Linked DNA regions of Homo sapiens: region 1 is linked to region 2. Evidence: read pairs that join two places in POLR2A ChIA-PET (ENCODE). Cell type or tissue: Panc1. All regions are shown on one strand. Region 1 overlaps SH3BP4 (SH3 domain binding protein 4). Region 2 has its middle 76 kb from the start of SPP2.

Evidence for each region. Peaks named below come from ENCODE experiments on the same cell type or tissue, not always from the same donor. Only the 100,000 strongest peaks of a DNase experiment are listed, where the experiment ranks them.
Region 1: POLR2A ChIA-PET joins it to region 2 with 8 read pairs; 2 of 35 experiments call an interaction of 5 or more read pairs at or near these places.

Annotation. Positions count from the first base shown.
Region 1 is chr2:234,958,945-234,963,944 of GRCh38, forward strand. All of the region lies in intron 1 of SH3BP4 (SH3 domain binding protein 4), which reads left to right. Among named protein-coding and RNA genes, the nearest start is that of SH3BP4, 9.4 kb to the left of the region's middle. In Panc1, no CTCF peak of the experiment used is centred here; no DNase peak of the experiment used is centred here; H3K4me3 peaks cover 429 bases; H3K27ac peaks cover 4,867 bases.
Region 2 is chr2:234,124,511-234,129,510 of GRCh38, forward strand. No RefSeq gene overlaps it. Among named protein-coding and RNA genes, the nearest start is that of SPP2, 76 kb to the left of the region's middle. In Panc1, no CTCF peak of the experiment used is centred here; no DNase peak of the experiment used is centred here; H3K27ac peaks cover 973 bases.

The DNA.
Region 1 (5,000 bases), 830 kb after region 2:
GCAGGGGCGGAAAATTCTCCTTGGGGTACCCGTGCGGTGGGGAGTGGCCGCAGATGCTGAGAGGGAAGCATTGGGTGTGAATAGCTGATCACCAGGAGCAGCTGGTTAAAAGACCTTCCCCAAATGCTTTCTCAGATCATAACATCTGCAACTTTTTCCCACTAGCCTTTGTGGAGGGCTGGCTGGGGGGCCCATTTGTCCTTAAGACTCAATTCAGCAGACTCACTTGCTCTTCCAGGCCCAGTTCACACTGCCTTCTCAGACACACCCGAGGAACCTGCACCTGGGTCTGCCTGTGTCCTAGCTTTCTTACCTGTCTGTTGTCCCCCTAGGCAGGGCGCTGCTTGGGGGCAGTTGCATTTTATTATCTCTGCATCCTCCATACACAGGAGCCCCTCAGACACCATGCCCAGTGCATGAAAGAGCTGGCAGAGAGAGAGAGAGAGCCTGGACAAGGTGAAAACTTAGGGTGGTGACTTCATACAGCCATGTAGTGACAACTCCAATATTCTCTTCTTGACATCTTGGCAGTAAAACTTACAATATATGATAGAAGTAATTCCTCCCTATGAATAATAAACGGCTTACTTATAAATACTGTCCAGTGGCCATCCCCGTAGTTCTGTGCAATTTAATTTTTAATTCAGGTAGGTTTACCTTGCCTTTGTTTACCCATTTTCCACTGTTGCCCTTTGTAAGAGGATTTGACTTTTTTTTTTTTTTTTTTGAGACGGAATCTCACTCTTGCCCACGCTGGAGTGCAATGGCACGATCTCGGCTGATTGCAACCTCCGCCTCCTGGGTTCAAGTGATTCTCCTGCCTCAGCCCCCCAAGTAGCTGGGATTACAGGCGCATGCCACCATGCCTGGCTAATTTTTGTGTTTTCAGTAGAGGTGGGGTTTTACCATGTTGGCCAGGCTGGTCTTGAACTCCTGACCTCAGTTTATCTGCCCACCTCGGCCTCCCAAAGTGCTGGGATTACAGGCATGAGCCACCTTGCCCGGCGAGGATTTGATTTTTTAAAAGCTTTAAGATTAAGAGATAAATGGAGTATTATTAAAATGCATGTACATTTAAGCATTTTTAAATCCTGCTAACAATCATAGTTGATGTACAAGTGCCGTCAAATATTTGTATGTGTCCTGTGCATAAATGGGAAATAAGGGTACGGTATTCAGATCTAACTGAAAATAATGATTGGAGCTGATGTAATACTTACACATAATTCATGTAGAATGCTAGGCCCAGGGCCTATGCCCCATTGCAAAGTGGTGAATACAGATATGGTTGTGGTTCTTCCTGCTGTGGTCTGGTCTCACGTTTCCTTACCCCTGTCCCAAATATCCCCTCTAGCAAGTTGGGTTTTTGTTTTTATCTTGTGGTTTGAGGAATCGATATTTCAAATGTTTGTAAGAGGAATGCTCTGTTCCGGTTCAGTACAGAGCAGCAGCCATTGGTTCTCTCCTTTACAGTGTGGGACTAGGACATCAACACAATTTTGAATTTTGGTCTCATTTCAGGCCTGTGTGAGGGGGTGCTGACTCTGGGTGACATCAGGAGATCAGGCACTGGCTAGTCATCACAAACAGAATCCCAAGAGTTCACTTAGTGCCCATTTTTGCTTATATGTGTATCTTATTGGAGCCACCTGTGATTTTCAGAACTGCTGAATTGGGGGAAAGCAGACGCAACTGTTTGGGGCCACGTGCGCACACACTTGAAATGCTCAGTTGCACTGTGTAATGTAGGATTTTTCCGTGGTTTTGGATTCTTCCCATTTTTGTTGGCCTTTTCCCTGTGTTACGCACTGAGACACTTCTGTACACAGCTGTTTCTTCGAAATCAATCAAATTTGAAACAGCCTGATTTGCAAAACTGAAAGTTGTTGTATGGAGGAAGATCCTTGGTAAGAATTACATGGCTCACGTATCATGTTCTTCTTACATTGTTTTTTGTTTCCCAGCCATTGTCAGGGAACAATAGCTGGAATGACGTTTTCACAGACTGCAATATGAGAAGTTCCTTTTTCCAGTGGCAGCTCCATGGCTCTTTGTTGGGACCTGGTTCATTGCGGGGACATCACAGTGGGAAAGAGCAGGGGGTGTCTGAGCCCCACACACCTGTCTGTGTCCGAATATTTGGCTTCTCTTCCTGTTATGACCTCGGTCACATTTTTGGACATCTTTGAGGCTCAGCCTTCTGATCTCTAAAATGATGACCATCGTACTTCGCTCCTGGAGTTGGGCAGTTTAAATGAGATCACACTCAATGCCACTGTACTGCTAGCTGTGGATTTGGCTCCATCATTGTCCCTGTGGTTTTTGTTTGTTTGTTGTTTGTTTTTGAGATGGAGTTTTGCTCTGTCGCCCAGGCTGGAGTGCAGTGGTGCGATCTTGGCTCACTGAAATCTCCACCCACTGAGTTGAAGTGATTCTCCTGCTTCAGCCTCCCAAGTAGCTGGGATTACAAGTGTGCGCCACCATGCCCAGCTAATTTTTGTATTTTTAGTAGAGACGGGGTTTTACCATGTTGGCCAGGCTGGTCTCGAACTCCCGACCTCAGGTGATCCACCTGCCTCAGCCTCCCCGGGTGCTGGGATTACAGGTGTGAGCCACTGCGCCCGGCCTCCATGTTGGTTTTGAGCCCCATGCTTGTCAGCGTGCAGTTCATCATGCCTTGCTTCTTTTGTCTTGTGTACATGTACCATAGTTTATTCTTAGATACTGAGTTAATAGAATTTCTGTGATGTTCCAGCATCTGAGTTGAACAGAGTGTAAGGGTTTGATATTCTTCTGATGCTCAACTTGACCTTTAAAAAGCTCGTAGGTGTGGACCAGGGGCTCGATGCAGTCCTAAGTGTCTAAATAAGGTTTAGGGCTCATCCATGCCAACTTTGCCCAGTTCCTGAAGTTCCTGGAGGAGGTGGGGTGGTGGGGGTGGGGGTGGGGGTGAGGAGGGGGATGTGTTTGATGAGGCTACAGGTCCCCAGACCTGGGGTGGAGTGTGGCTCTGGCAGGTAGCATAGAAGGACCAGCAGCAAGTGCCGGAGGCCCCTGTGCCTTTGTTTGCAAGAGGTCTTTACCTGCCCTGACTTCTTGGGTGGGGTGGGGAGGTGATAACATCTTTTGTTCACTGTAAGTACTTTGTAGACATATGAGTTGTTTTCAGAATTGTTCCTTGTGATTTTCTTTCAGCTTTTGGTTTTTTTGGAGACAGTGTCTCCCTCTCTCACCCAGACTGGAGTGCGGTGGCCCAATGTCAGCTCACCACAACCTCCGCCTCCCAGGTTCAAGTGATTCTTGTGCCTCAGCCTCCCTAGTAGCTGGGATTAGAGGTGCATGCCACCACGCTCGGGTAATTTTTGTATTTGTAGTAGAGATGGGGGTTTCACTGTGTTGGCCAGGCTGGTCTTGAACTCCTGACCTCAAGTGATCTGCCCGCCTTGGCCTCCCAAAGTGCTGGGATTACAGGTGTGAGCTACTGTGCCTGGCCTCTTCTTTTCCAAAAAAAATAATAATAAAAAAACCTTTTCTGCTTATGTATTTTAAATTACTGAATAAATTACATGTTTGTACATGTTTGTTTTAGAAACACTAGAAAATGTAAAAAGAAAAAAAATCACATCAGTGGAATTCTACCACCCATGATGACCACTCTGGACACTTTCATATGCGTCTTTCAGATATTTTCGCTTGAAGTATAGAGCTTCCAAACAAAAACAGGCTGAGACAGTGAGTGGTCTTGCCTTTGTACCTGGCACATAGCAATTTTTCAATAAGTATTTATTGAATGAATACTATGCTTTTTTTTTTTGAGACTTTTTAGGCTGGAGTGCAGTGATGTAATCTCAGTTGACTGCAACCTCCGCCTCCTAGGTTCAAGCGATTCTCCCGCCTCAGCCTCCCTAGTAGCTGGGATTACAGGCACTTGCCTGTAATTTTAATATTTTAGTAGAGACACAGTTTCTACTAATTTTAATATTTTAGTAGAGACACAGTTTCACCAGGCTGGCCAGGCTGTTCTCAAACTCCTGATCCCAAGCGATCCAACTGCCTCAGCCTCCCAAAGTGCTGGGATTACAGGCGTGAGCCACCACGCCCGGCAATGCTATGCTTTTAAAAATAGCTTTTTATCTAAAATTGTTGACATATTTTCAGATCAATAAATACAGATTTGCATCCTCATTTTTCATGTCAGGTTTGTATAGGTACAGGTACAGTACCCTGTTTGTTTAATAAGTGTTTGTGAATAGACACTTCCCAGTTATTTTGAAATTATAAACAACACTGCAATGAACATCTTTGATATATAGATTTTTCCATGCATGTTAAGTTTCTCATTTGAATGAATCTTTTACTTTTATTGTGCTTAAAATCTATGAAGAACTTATAATTATATTAATTGTTGGGTGACTGTATAATTACTATACAGAAAAGCACCTCAAAAGGGAGTGACGTTGGGAAGAGTTCCAGAATCTGTTGTATAAAACTTGGTGAACTTTAAGAGCGGCCGTACTTGTTCCCATCCTTTTTGGGGGAATGCTTTCTGTTTCTCCAGATCCTGACGTGCTTTGCGTTCTGCGCTTTTGGAGTGGGAGGGTGGGTCAACAGAGTAATGTTGATGCCTTAAACGCATACTTCAGTTTTAGGATGCACACATACATGCCAGCTTCAGAAGCATTAACATCTGGGAGTAACTGTATGTTCTAGAGTCCAGGAGGTGTTTCCGTTGGGAGGTCTTCAGGGCCCACTCCCTCCTAGAAGGGGATGAGTGATGGTTTTCATGCATTCAGCTTCGGAGCTGTTGTTGTAAGCTTCTCCAGGGTCATGTCGTCATGGGTGTCCAGAGTGATTTTGTGGCTGTGTCACTTGATCAGCTGTGACAAGATGGACTGCAGTTGGATCTGGCATCTGGTAAAAGCACAGACTTGGTTTTCAGGACCTCTGGGTTCACTAAGGGGAGAGTTTGTCATGGCTCCTGCTGATCGCAAGACTGTAAT
Region 2 (5,000 bases):
ACCCATCAATGAACGAGACATGCCTCCTTTCTGATGATGCCACATCTATGTCCTGAGCCCCCCACTGCCTGATTAGTGGGCAGTGCCATCTTTTCCTGGTGTCTTCTTGCCCAATTGCTCCTTTTTGGAGTCCTCAGTGGGAGGAGAGGGTGGTTCTCATGGGCCCCCTGATTGAACCTGGGGGTATTCACCACCCACCACACACCCCCTAGTGGGCTTGGGGTCCCTGGGGGTTGTGGTGGCTGTCCAAGCTGCCAGCCTCTTGCTGCTGTCCCTGCCCCTCACCACCAGCCTCCAGGGTGTGCCAGTCCAGCTCTTCTCCCGGGGCTTTCTCTAATCATTTTGTCAATTTGTCTTGATTGTGGAGTAGATAAAGGCATTAAGCGTAACAAATTTACATCTTCTTTCTGTTTGGACACTTAAAAGAAATAGCATAATAAGAACAATGCAAGTAAACTCTTTTAGAAGGAGTTGCATTTATGTAATATTGGGAGATGGCGTTTACTAAGATGGTTGTGATATAAACTAGACAAATGTTTTTAAGGATTTTCTTAAAAAAGGGCTCAGGGAGGACATGTTTTGTATCAAATAACTTGATTGGCTTCTGAATCAAAAATGTATTCTCTCTCCACTACTCCAGGTGATCCCCTGGGCATATTCTGTGTAGGCCTGGAACCAGGAGTCCAAGGCATGAGTTTGAAGAAGGCAGGTTTAGAATCGAGGAAAGAAAAACCCTGAGCTGTTAGCTGAGGTGAGAGGGGCGTGATGGCGCAGGGATGGTGTCCAGGGGCAGGGTGGGGTGGGGGCAGGGGCATGTCAGTATCAGAGTTTCCTAGGGAGACACCCAGGTCCCTCCTGGAGAGACCTGGTGAGATCTCAGATAGCAAAGGTTAAATTTGCAAATCACTCAATGAGGAGTCAAAAACAGCAGCTCCTGGGGAGCTAGTGAGACTACAGGATTCATGCTAATGACAGTATTAAGAGTGACGGGAAACGACTTTGTCCTCATCAGTGAAAGTCATCTCCAGACAGCAATAAATTGATTCCTGAATATTGTGTGTGGCATAAATAAATAAATAAATAGGCCAGAAACGAAATTCTAATAGACTTGGTGGAAAGTAATTTGCAAACAAATCTTTCTGCTGCTGGGGATGCAAACGGCATCTGTGGGAGAGGTCGTCAGTGTCTCTAACACATTTCCTAATTACTAATGCTAATTACTTGCATCGTCATTTGCATACCATCTTGAGGCAGAAGCTACGAGGGCCCAGGAGTAGGTTTTTTTCTTTCTTTCTCTTTCTTTCTTTTTTTTTTTTGTTCCTGTTCATTCAGAAATGGAGAATAAAGAATTCTACCTAGGCTGAGTGCTTGTCAATGCACAGGACAGCTGGAACAGATTTTGCCCCTCTCTTTTTAGAGTCTGGCAGCTTCCAGCTCTCAGATCTAAACATAAAGACAACTACAGATATATGTGTGTGTATATATATAATTGGGAAATGGATATAAATGGAGATATATATATGGCCAATTTGCAAGAATTTTTAGGCACTTCCAATTCTGGGAATCCATATGGCCCAGTGGTTAAAAGCCCAGGCCCTGGATTCAGACCCCAACTCAGCCACTTACTAGCTCTGAGATCTACAGAATGGAGTGTTTAAAAAAGAAGAAGAAGAAAAAAAAAACTTTAGACAAATTAAATCTGACAGAGTTTAATTGAGCAAAGAACAACTGATGCATCGGACACCCCCCAGAACTAAAATAAATTCTGAGCAACTCTGTGGCTGCCACATGGTTGGTTAACATTTATGGACAGAAAAAGGCCAGTGACTTATGGAAAACAGAAGTGAGGGACAGAAAACGGCCAGGTTGGCTGTAGCTCCGCGTTGCCTTATTGGAACACAGTGTGAACAGTGGGCGGCCTGTGATGGGCTGAAACTCCGTGATTGGCACAGGAATAGGTTATAGCCTGTTTATATGTCCAATTAGGTTACAGTCCACTATGTACAGAGAAACCCTTAATACAGGGTGTTCCTTCTAAGGTTGCTGTGAAGATCTGCACCGCAGCAGGCCTAGAGCATCAGCAAAGATAGATTCTTGTTCCTGCTAGTGCAAGATAGATGTTGACTCCTGTCCTGAACCAACAGCCATTTCATTTGTCCTGACTAAACTGGTAGTGAGTTCAATGAAGGGTGTGAGTCTTTGCCTAGAGGGGTGAGTGTCAGGCCGGGATTCCTCTGTACTCAGGGCTCCTGGCTTTATGCTACCTCTGCTTATTGTTAGAGATACCCCAAAAGCAGCCACGTTGGTGCATTCCCTGCCCTGCCCACCCTGTGGCCTGCGGAGAATTACAGTCTATGAAAGTAGGTGTGGAGAGACCAGCCCACGTTGGGAGGGCTAGGGGAGAGTGATGAACTTTGGGCCTTCCTAACTGAGAAGAAATCGTCTGCAGAGCTGACTGACAGGTGGCCACCTGGCTGTTTTGGCTTCTTGTTTGTTTTTATTGTTTTTAAAAAAAACAGCAGCAGAAAATTGTAGAGAATTAGATTTCTTTTTTTCCACTTCAGACGATGGAGTATGTGTTTCTCAACCCATCTGCAGAGTTTATACCATGGCAGAAATTTTACCTTGATATTGACTTCTGGCTCTTCCTTTTTGTATTTGACTATCTTTATAGATTTTTAAAGTGAGAGGTGCAATGAAGCCATTGCAAATATAAGCTAGTTTTCCTTTGTTATTCTAACCCCAATATTTAAGCGTTATTTCTCTGGTATTGCAAATATTTTTAAATTTTCTGTATATAAAAACTTCTCTGGCTGGGTGAGACTGCCCCTCCTGGGGTAGCCAATTCTTTTTTTTTTTTTTCTGAGATGGAGACTCCCTCTGTTGCCCAGGCTGGAGTGCAATGGTGCGATCTCAGCTCATGGCAACCTCTGCTCCCGAGTTCAAGCAACTCTCCGGCCTCAGCCTCCTGGGTAGCTGACATTATGGGCACGTGCCACCATGCCTGGCTAATTTTTGTATTTTTTTTTTTAGTAGGGATGGAGTTTCACCATGTTGGTAGGGCTGGTCTCAAACTCCTGACCTAGTGATCCACCCTCCTCGGCCTCCCAAAGTGCTGGGATTACAGGCGTGAGCCACCGCGCCCAGCCAAGGTAGCCAATTCTTAAAGATACTAAGCAGCCCAGCCAGGAGCATGCCTCTGATATGCACCTAACCCTTGCTGAGACTACCTATCTATACTCCCAAATATCCCCGGAGTCAATATTCTTCTGCCTTAATCATCCTAGGACCAGGTACTAGGCAATTAGAGACCCGATAGTGCAAAGTCTGCTACAATTATTCAGACTAGCCAATCCTAAACTAAACTACACACTAAACTGTTCTTGCTGCCCTGCCCTACCCTGCTTTTCCTTCAGAAACCCAAACAAAGACAGTGGCCTAAACCTCATGTCTTCTGCCTCTGACCATCCTGGTGTCTTTCCCATGTGGCCTTATGTGATGTGCTGTGCTTCCTGTCTCTCGAACCTGTGAATATTATATTCACAGGTTATTTTTGTCTCCTCTGTCCCCTTTGGTGGCCACACCTGAATAACCATAAAAGAATACAAAACATCTTTCTTTAAAAGAAAATAAAATGAGTACCTTCCTATTACTAAAATATAGAGTAATTATATCGTAATAATTTGGGACAATTATTTGAGATGTAAAATGTGAGATTTTATTAACAAATTAGATACTTGAAGTGTCTTTGTAGCTTGATAAATTATGATTTGTTGTGTGCTGATGTCTGCTTAAAATGTTAGGTATGAAGTCTTGTAAAGAGTCCCAAAATGAACTTTGCTGCATTTAATTACATGTTGTTGAGTGAATTCATTATGCTATACTCCATGAGAGTTTTCTAATTCCTTTTCCTACAGGTATAATAATAGTCTTTGTATTTCTGGAGTATATTTAAGCTTATATAAATGTTAATCGTCACATGAATCACAAATTCAGTCCATTACTCAACATCACCCTATATTAGTGTTTTATTGCTGCCTATCAAACTGAGCAAACTTAACAGTTTAAAGCATCTCACAGTCTCCATGGGTCAGCAGTCTGGCCATGGCTTAGCTGAATTCACTGCTCAGGGTCTCACAAGCCTACAGTCCAGATGCTAACTGGTCTGTGTTCTCATCTGGGTCCTTGACTGGGGAAGAGTCTGGTTCCATGCCCTCTCCCATTGTTGACAGATTTGATCTTGTGCCCCTAGGGCTGAAGTTGGTTTCTGTTTTGCTGCTGGCTACGAGCAGGGGCTGCTCTCAGGATCTCCAAGAGGGCACTGGAAGTTTCCTGCCATGTGGCTCTCTCCAGAGGCCTCCCACAGCATGGCTGGTACTTCTTCAAGGCCAGCAGGAGAATCTCTTTGCTGAGATACAGTCTCTTCCTTCCTTCCTTCCTTCCTTCCCTCCTTCTTTCCTTCCTTCCTTCCTTTTTCTTTCTTTCTTTCTTTCTCTTTCTTTCTTTCCTTTCTTTCTTTCTTTCTTTCTTTCTTTCTTTCTTTCTTTCTTTCTTTCTTTCTTTCTTTCTCTTTCCTTCCTTCTTTCTTTCTTTCATTTCTCCCCTCCCTCCTTCCTTCCTTCCTTCCTTTCTCTCTCTCTCTTTCTTTCTTTCTCTTTCTTTCTTCCTTTCTCTCTCCCTCCCTCCCTCTCTCTCTTTCTTCCTCCCTTCCTCTCTCTCTCACTCTCTTTCTTTCTTTGCTTCTGACATGAGCCCTGCCTGCATGGTGCTGCTTTAAATTAAAATGTGAGGGGATCCATTTGGGGGTATGGTCAGTTGGGGGAAATAAGAGTTCTGTTTTATATATGTTAAATTTAAATGACTGTGCGACATTCAACTAGAAATATCAACTGTGGATATGTGAGTCTAGACCTCAGAAGAGTGATCCTACCTAGAGGTATAAATCTGGTGTGTTTCAGCATAAAAATGGTATTTAAATCCATGAGAACATTTAAAAATCA